Linked DNA regions of Homo sapiens: region 2 is linked to region 1. A link is a loop called in an ENCODE intact Hi-C map of the cell type or tissue named here. Cell type or tissue: gastrocnemius medialis. All regions are shown on one strand. Links, peaks and the distances in the headings refer to the core of each region. The heading gives the core; the rest is flanking DNA. Region 1 overlaps ITPR1 (inositol 1,4,5-trisphosphate receptor type 1). Region 2 has its middle 70 kb from the start of ARL8B.

Region 1 (4,395 bases), core at 266-4,265:
GGACTCCTTCAGTTGCAGATGTCAGAAAACCTAATCCATGCTAGCCTCAGCAAAGGAGAATATGTATTGGTTCATTTTGACCAAGAAACCAACAGCCTCGCTTCAGGCACAGCTGATACAGGGGCTCACACAGTGTCCTCAGGGCCCAGTTCCTCCTTGCCATCTTTTGGCTCTGTGTCCCCAGTGCTGGTGGTGCCTTCAGTGTTGGTAATGTGGCAGCTCCAGAGTTCACAGCTGCTCAGGTTCAAGGTCAGTGGGAAAGAACAAAATTATCTTTGGCTGCAATCCCAAGAAAGAGCTCAGTGGACATCATTGGCTCCATTTGGTCCTGTGTCTATCTCTAAACCAGTCATTGTACCCAGGGGAATACAATATTGTGATGGCCAGGTTGGAGCCCCACCCAGACCTCAAAGACTGCTACTCAGAGAGGAATGGTCCCCAAAGGAAAATTAGAAGTTATTCCCAGAAGAGAGGGCAGGGGAATAGAACTCATCCTGAAGTCCCTTATATTTTTTTTCCCCCAAGAAAATTGTTGTTTTCCCTGTGAACTTAGGAGCATTGAAAGGCAAGAACTGATCACTGCTCATTAAATTGCCACCTTACAGTGCCTAGAATGTAACAAATTCAGAAAATGCTTTTGATCATGCTGATCACAGGGTTCGTGGATTGAGGTGACTTCTGTGTTTGACTAACTCATACAAGAATGTTAGAAATGATTCATATCTCATTTTGAAAATCATAATCTCAGTATGTGTTAATTTTGTTTTTGCCATAGAGAAATGCTACTTGATTACTGTTGCGCATGAAGTTATTTGACTACCATGTAATTTGTAATATGCCTGAAAAGCAAAGTAATGAAATGACTTAGATCTGCAAATGGGTCTTGGCGGGTTTGGTGGGCACCGGGTGGAAAAGGAAGCGTTTGTTTGGGCACGGTGACTGAAATACATTTGTGTGAGATGCTCTCGTTGCTCTCATGAAGAGTTTGGCACAGTCCGTGCCATCTGACTGTTCCTGTCATTGTTCTCAGGTATGCAATAAAATCATCTTTCTAATGAGCTTTGTGGGCAACTGTGGGACATTCACAAGAGGCTACCGAGCCATGGTTCTGGATGTTGAGTTCCTCTATCATTTGTTGTATCTGGTGATCTGTGCCATGGGGCTCTTTGTCCATGAATTCTTCTACAGTCTGCTGGTGAGTACCTGGTGTGGAAATATTTTATGTGTGGGGAAACTAGGAGAGTGTCCTATGTCCTCTCTCTCATCACAGACCCTTCCTTTTAATGGTGATTGGTGTGCCTGGTCCACCAAGATTGAAGCTCCACAGTTGGCAGCCTTTGGGGGATCTGAGAGGAAAGCTCCACAGGAATTGGGTCAGCCCAGGAATTCAAGAGTCACACAACCGCACTGTGTACTGGGCACTCCCGATCTGTTACTTCTCAGTAATGGAACATGCCTGTAGTAGGTTCAGGAGATGTTTCCTTTCCATGCACCTTTGTTTTTCTTTACTTCTTAGACTCAGCCGCACTTACACCAAGAGGAGTGTTTTTGAGGCTGTCATCCAACAGCTCTCAGGGAGTCCATTTCTTGTGAACACGTGTAGCGACCATAAGAGTAGGAGCTAGTTTTGAAGCCCCGGGATTCATGATCATGAGCTCAGTAGATTTATTGGTCTAGGAGACCCTTTCAGTAGCTCATTTTCCTCCGATATGAGCCAAGTGCTTAATGTCTTGACAGTCTGTAAGACAAGCTGGTTCCATCACCTTCCTCCTGAGCAGGTTTTTAAATGACAAATCAAGGAACTACTTACTTTCCTGTAGTTGGAGGGAATCTAGACCTGTGGCGTTGTAGATAAGAAACCATTTTCTTGTGCCTACATAAAATGACAGGAAGCATAAAACTGACCTATCTGCAAGCAACACCATAAACAGCCTAGGAATATTAAAATATTTGTGAGGACAAAAATGATCAAGGCCTAAGGGTTGGCTTACAAAGAGGGGGACTTACAAAGAGAGGGGGGCTTACAAAGAGAGGGGGGCTTACAAAGAGAGGGGGGCTTACAAAGAGAGGGGGGACTTACAAAGAGAGGGGGGCTTACAAAGAGAGGGGGGCTTACAAAAGGCAGAGCAAGGGAAGCTCTTCAGGGAGATGCTTAGAAAACCCCCCCGAAGCGCGTATGAGAGGCATCCAGCCACGATCTAGTTTGATCCTATTGCGTTTTCTTAAAGTGAACTGAGGAGCAGTTCAGCATCAGAAGCTGGGAGTTACTCTTATCTTTCTGCAATAGGTTAGAGATTTGAAAGTACAAAATGCAACTGTGTGAGATGCTCCCTTCGCTTAACGTACTTGACTGCCTTGTGCCACAGTTTCCTCATCTACAAAATGAGAACAGTGTATCTCCCTCACAGGGCCGTCACAGGGATTACATGCAGCTGTTCAGGTCAGGGTCTTAGAATAGCACTGCCGAATGATTGCCAGCTATTTTATTGTCTTTGTCATTCTATATTCCTTCCCCCGTCCAAAACACCATAAGGAATTCACCGTTCAGATCACTAGGATTAGCTCATACCATTAGGGGTGGATTTTGGCAGGCTAAAGGGAATGGATTCTTTTCCCTCATCTTAAAATAGGTCTGGCTATATTTTGAGGTTTTAGGCAAAGAGGTCTCAGGATATCCTTGTGATTCCCATTATGTCGCCTATTTTGGTCACTTTGTATCAGAAACCTTTAGAGACTTACGTCTGTTTCTGGAACTTTTTGTCTCATGCCATCATGTCCCTGGACAACAAATTCCTGTCCTCCCTTGGGAGGGCGGCAGAGTTCAGTTGGTGGTCTCTCTCATCCCTGCCAAGGGCTCTCTCCCAAGAGACAGGAGATGCCCCTTTGGTCAACGCCACCTTGCCCCAGTAGACACTTCGACCTTTCCTCCAATCTGCCTCCAGTTGGCTTGGCTTCTTTTCTGTTCATTTGAGTCCTCTTCTCTTCATCACTTGCAATGCAGGCCAGTGCCAGTGCCTGACGCAGGGCACATAATGGTGAGAGGAACACAGTCCCTACCCTCATAGGCCTCACAGTCAGGAGCACATTACAGGGACAGCCGTTTTGTGAGTGGTCACCCTGCACTCTTCTCTACACACTCTCACTACCACCTTTGAGGTAGATGGTATCTTCCAATTACACCTGAGGAAACTGAGGCTTGGTGAGGTTAGGTAACTTGCTCAGAGTCACACTGTCAGTAACTGGTGGAGGCAGGAGAGCCTCACAACTCTGTTGATTCCCAAGTTGACACTGCCTTTTATTCAAGCATGTGAAAAAGTCCTTGCATCAGTGAAACTGGCATTTCACGTTCCAGTTTGCATCTGTGCTTTCAAGTCTCCAACCTATCACAGAAAGATAAGAGTAACTCTCAGCTTCTGATCATGCTACCTCAGTTCACTTTTAGGAAACGCAATAGGATCAAACCAGATTATGGTTGGCTGCCTCTCCTGTGCTTTGCGGGGGGATTTTCTAAGCTGTGTGGACCTTGACTTGTTTGTGTCTTCAAGTGATGTGCTCCTTTTGGTATCAAAGCAGTACTCAATGTGTCTGGTAAGAACCAGAAAACACTGACACTTCAAATTATTCTACTAATAAGGAAAGCCTGCAACCAAAAGAAATCGGGCTGCCTGTAAAAGGAGAGAGACCTGAGCAGGGAACACCCATGTGTTCCAGAGTTGGGAGAGCTCCCTCCATGCCAGCAGGCCGGAAGGTAGGGAGGGTGATCTGGTGGCCTAATTAAACTGCTGCCCCCCCTCCCCCACAAAGACTGGCCGGACCTGGTCGTGAGCCTGCATTAAAGCTGTGTCCTTAGAAAAATATTAACACCTGGAGATGAAAATGTGCAAAGTTCATAAGCAGGCAGTTAACAAAAGCAGAAATCCAGATGGTCAGTAAACATGGAAAAATGTTCATCCTTGGTGCTAAACAAAGACATGCTAATTAAAACAGCGCAATCCTGTGTTTTACCTGTGACATTAGTAAAGGTTAAAAAGCCTGATGGTGCCCAGTACTAGTGAGAGTGGGGTAAAATGGGCATGATTCTTTACTAGTGGTGAATGTAAACTGATCCTGCCTTTCTGAAAGCAGCAGGCAAAATGTTTCTCTTATACCATTTGACTCAAATACTCCATTTCCAAAAATTCGCCGAAAAGGAATAACTAGACGAGCACGTATGGAGGCATGTATAGAAGTGTTCCTCACAGCATTATTTGTTATGACATATAATTGGAAACATCTTGACTGTTTTTAAAAAACATATTGGTTATGTTAATCATGTTTTTCCCATATAGTGAAATACCAGGTGATCATTTTTGACAGGAAAATGTTCCTGATGGCTTGGTGAAAGGCTGGTTATGT
Region 2 (4,395 bases), core at 160-4,159, 240 kb after region 1:
GAATCATCATATAAACTTATGAAGTAGGTCCTTGTCCTGTTTCACAGATAAAAAATGAGGCATAAGACACACAGAGATCTATCTGACTCCAAAGTCCTGCTTGCTGCTCTTGGCCTGTCTGTGCCGCAACTACAATTACAGAATGGAACGTCAGAATCAATTTTTAAAAATCCTTTGGGGAAGGCAAAGGAGGAGGTGAATCCCCAGTTTCAGTTAATCAAGGATTAGCCCCGGTATAAATAGAATTTCCATGATCATATTGGCTGATCACTGAATTCCCTTACTGACGTCAGCCAAAGATCCCTTTATAACAAGGGACAGTGCCCACTTTGTGGGAGGAAAAAAGAGCAGGTGTGTTAATCTGCAACTTTATCCAGGACTAAATTTACCTTTAAAAGGAATGCAGGCAAGTTGTCTCTGAAGCAACTCTGTATTATTCCAGGGTCGAGGCAAAAATCCTCTGTGATTCTCTCCCCACCAATTTTCTTATTAGCCTCATCTCCATAAGAAAAATTTGCATCAATTTAAAATTCAACCCCTCCCGGCTGGGTGCGGTGGCTCATACTTGTAATCCCAGCACTTTGGGAGGCCGAGTCAGGTGGATCACTTGAGATCAGGAGTTCGAGACCAGCCTGGACAACATGGTGAAATCCTGTCTCTACTAAAAATACAAAAAATTAGCCAGGTGTGGTGGTGCACACCTGTAATCCCAGCTACCGGAGAGGCTGAGGCAGGAGAATTGCTTGAACCCAGGAGGTTGAGGTTGCAGTGAGCCAAGGTGGCGCCACTGCACTCCAGGCTTGGCAACAAAGTGAGACTCTGTCTCAAAAATAAATAAATAAAATTCAACCCCTTCCTCAGCCTTTGCTGATAGATGCACTGGCAAATGTCAGAGCCCACATCTAAGGATGCAGTTGGTGGGGTGGGGTGAGGAAATGTGGCAAGCATCTCTCAGGAGGCTCCGGGGCGGAAGAGGAAGTGCCCACCAATGGCTGAGCTGACCTCCAAGTTGAATCCCTCAGTCTGCATAGAGTGACTTGCTGCCCAATGCCAGACTGGGCACTTGATTTCAGACCTCTGGCCAGGTCATAAAGAAGCCCAGGTTGGCGCCACAGCTCATGCCGATAATTCCAGCACTTCGGGAGGCTGAGGTGGGAGGATTGCTCGAGCCTAGGAGTTTGAGACCAGCCTGGATAACACAATGAAACCCCATCTCTATTTCATAACAAACAAAGAAGACAAAACACCAAAAGCAAAGAAGCCCTGACGCGGGTCCTGCCCATACCTACTAGGTGGCTTTACCGTTTCTCAAGGCCCTCCTAAGTACCAGGCACTGGGTTAAGCACATTACTTACATCATCACACATAGTTCTTACTCCCACCCTCAGAGGTAGGTGATTTTCCCACGGATCAGTAAACCAAAGCTCATGACAGCAATGTGTCCAAAGCCGTAAGGAGACGGCAGAGTTGGGATTTTATCTGAGGTCTGGTTGCAAGCATAAAGCTCGTAACTACTGTGCCCTACTTCCTCTGCTCACCTAAAGAACTCAACTATATTTTCAGGTCCCCATGAAACATCTACCAGGTGGATGTGATATGACTCTCTCATAACAATTCAGAGAAATTAAAAAGATTTGCCCCAAGTGACACAGGTGGTAAATGGTGGAGCCGGGATTTGAACCTGAATCTGAGTAGCCTCACACCCAGAGCTGCCTCTGTCCATGAATAGCCTCCCCCATGAATTGCCTCGCTTAGTTTATGCTGCTGATCCCAGTATTCCCCGTGCCTGTGTGGCCTTCCACGTGGAGAGCCAGCTTCTTTATAACAGAGAATTAACACGTTTAAAAAGTCAGGACAGGGGAAGATTATGTTTGATATTATAAGCTGGTTTTCAGATATAGATGTATATGAATTATTTTTCCCTCTCTCTGAAATAGCTTTGGGTTTTCTAAAGTAGTCTTCTGCTATTAAAAATGCCCCATCCATTTTCCCAAGGTCTCTTCAGGTCGGTATATTTAAAAAAAGAAAGACTTCAACTTGTCACTCAGCTCTCATTTTGTATGAATCATAGCAGGACTCAATGTGGGGAAACAGCCTTGTTCTAAGAACCAGTAATAGAAGCTGGGGTTTGTCACCTTCACGGCTGCATTTCAAATCCCACTTGGGTGTTTGTTTGGGGCCCATGTGATGGTACATCCTTGACCCAGGGAGAACCGAGCAATTGGGCTGTGGCCACCTCAGTAGACAGGTGCCCAAGTCACAGAGGCAGCTGCCTCTGTGATCAAACCCTGGACAGAGGCCAAAGAGAAAGAGTTGTTAGAGGAATGGCTCTTTCTCCCTTCTTAGATGGTATTTCTTAGTCAGGGGTAATAAAATAATGACAACAATAATAACAGCAGCAGCTAACAGTCATTAAACACTGCTGTAATTATTCTCAATAGTGTTGTTGCTATTGTCACTACATTAATTAACTAATTCAACCATCAAAATACCCTATTAGTAGCAATTATTGTTGTAACAAAATGTGGTGCTTAGAGATCAGACAAAGGTCTCTAAGCAGAGAGACCTAAGTTTGACTCTTACTGTTACCTCTTGCTGATCCTGTCGGTCTGGGAAGTTACTCAAGTTAGGCCTCAGTTTTTCTCATCTGTAAAATGGAGACAATAAAATTATCTGTTCCATAGAGTTGTTGGGAGTAGGATTAGGTAGAATCGTGTATATAGTTCTTGGCTCAGAGTGACGGCTCAATGACTGGAAGTTGATATGTGGCCTAATGGTTAGGATAAAAAAAAAATTGGAAGTGATCATTAGTTATTGCAAGTAAAGTGCTGGCAAACTCAAATAGGCCCTACTGCCATTTCTGTACCTTCAAGAACAGCTAGCTTTCTAGAGCCAACCATTCTCTCTCTAAGCACCTAAAAGAATCTGAACTTCCCATGAATGATGATGTGGAAGGAAAAAGAATGAAATAATCTCTAGAAACAAACTATGGTTTCTTGCCCATGAACCAGAAAACGGTACTCAGCTATCTTATTTGGTAGATTTTAGCTCAGCAGGGTTTTGCGTGGTGGTGGTGGTGGTGTTGGTGAGGGTGAGGTGGTCTGGAACACAGGAGGTAGGGAGGAATCTTGTTTTTTGGCTTCCATTTCTGCCTTGGATTTAGTACCAAATGTATTTTCTCACCAGCAAGATCAAACAGATGGAAAAAAATAGTCAGACCTGTGCCCGACATGGCTCATGACATCCTGCTGGATGGCACGGAGGAGGAGAAAATAAATCAAAGTAGTTGCTACCACAGCCATTCGCATCTTAGAGGAGAGGACAACATAAATCTTTTCTGTGAGCTAGGCCCTGAAATAGGGTGAGAAATTGCTGCAAAATGAATATTCAGTCAGGAATGTTGGTGGCCTGGTTTTCTTAAGAGTGGAGCTTGTTTATGGATCTGATTATCTTTTAGGACAAACCCAGTAAACCCTGCTGTGAAGTTGTGGGCTCCTTCTCCCTTCCCATCCATGTTCCTTTCTATTAACACTCACTGAGGGCTAACCCTGTGCCAGGCACAGAGCTACACCCCTGAGGATATGGGGTCATGGATTTGACATAGTGCCTGCCCTCAAGAATGTACAGACTAGGGGAAGAGATGGACACTGAACAAATTATTACCCCAACAACCACAGTGAGAGATGCCAAGAAGGAGGCACCTCCAACAGAGCAGTATAAGAGTGAGTGAAGGCCACCCCGCCTAGTCTGGGGGTTCATGGACAACTTCTCCGAGGAAATGATATTTGAGCCAAGACCTGAAGGGTGAGCAGAAATTAGCCAGGCAAAGAATGTGTGGTGGGGACGTGGGTGGGGAAGCTTAGCATTTTTGAGAAATAAGGAAATGGCCAGTGTGGCTGAAGCTCTGAACGCAAAGGGGAGAGTGATGTGGTGTGGGGCTGCAGAGGTGGCCAGGAGCCAAGGCTGGCCTAATTTCCTCTCACTTTGTGTGTCTCCTCTTTAATTCTTTTTTTTTTTTTTTTTTGAGACAGAGTCTCACTCTATTGCCCAGCTGGAGTGCAGTGGCTCAATCTCAGCTCACTGCAACCTCCTCCTTGGTTCAAGCAACTCTGCCCGTGTAGCTGGAATTACAGGCGTGTGCCACGACGCCCAGCTGATTTTTGTATTTTTAGTAGAGACGGGGTTTCATCAAGTTGGTCAGGCTGGTCTCGAACTCCTGACCTCAAGTAATCCACCCACCTCAGCCTCCCAAAGTGCTGGGATTACAGGTGTGAGCCATGGCACCCATCCTGCTTCTCTTTAATTCTTATTTGTCCAATTCTTAGAGGGGAGGAAGCAGGCCTGCCCTACCTGTCATGGGGCCGCAGGTTTTCATGTCAATGGAGTGCTCCCATG

Evidence for each region. Peaks named below come from ENCODE experiments on the same cell type or tissue, not always from the same donor. Only the 100,000 strongest peaks of a DNase experiment are listed, where the experiment ranks them.
Region 2: a loop joins it to region 1, with 3 times the contacts of the local background. A loop is called at or near these places in 4 of 110 quality-filtered maps.

The regions. Positions count from the first base shown.
Region 1 is chr3:4,805,073-4,809,467 of GRCh38, forward strand. ITPR1 (inositol 1,4,5-trisphosphate receptor type 1) reads left to right here. Exons shown (of 62, transcript NM_001378452.1): 55 at 1,031-1,195. Among named protein-coding and RNA genes, the nearest start is that of EGOT, 56 kb to the left of the region's middle. In gastrocnemius medialis, for the core only: no CTCF peak of the experiment used is centred there; DNase peaks (open chromatin) are centred at 2,419 and 2,999; H3K27ac peaks cover 3,239 bases.
Region 2 is chr3:5,049,824-5,054,218 of GRCh38, forward strand. No RefSeq gene overlaps it. Among named protein-coding and RNA genes, the nearest start is that of ARL8B, 70 kb to the right of the region's middle. In gastrocnemius medialis, for the core only: no CTCF peak of the experiment used is centred there; DNase peaks (open chromatin) are centred at 1,746 and 2,198; H3K27ac peaks cover 3,180 bases.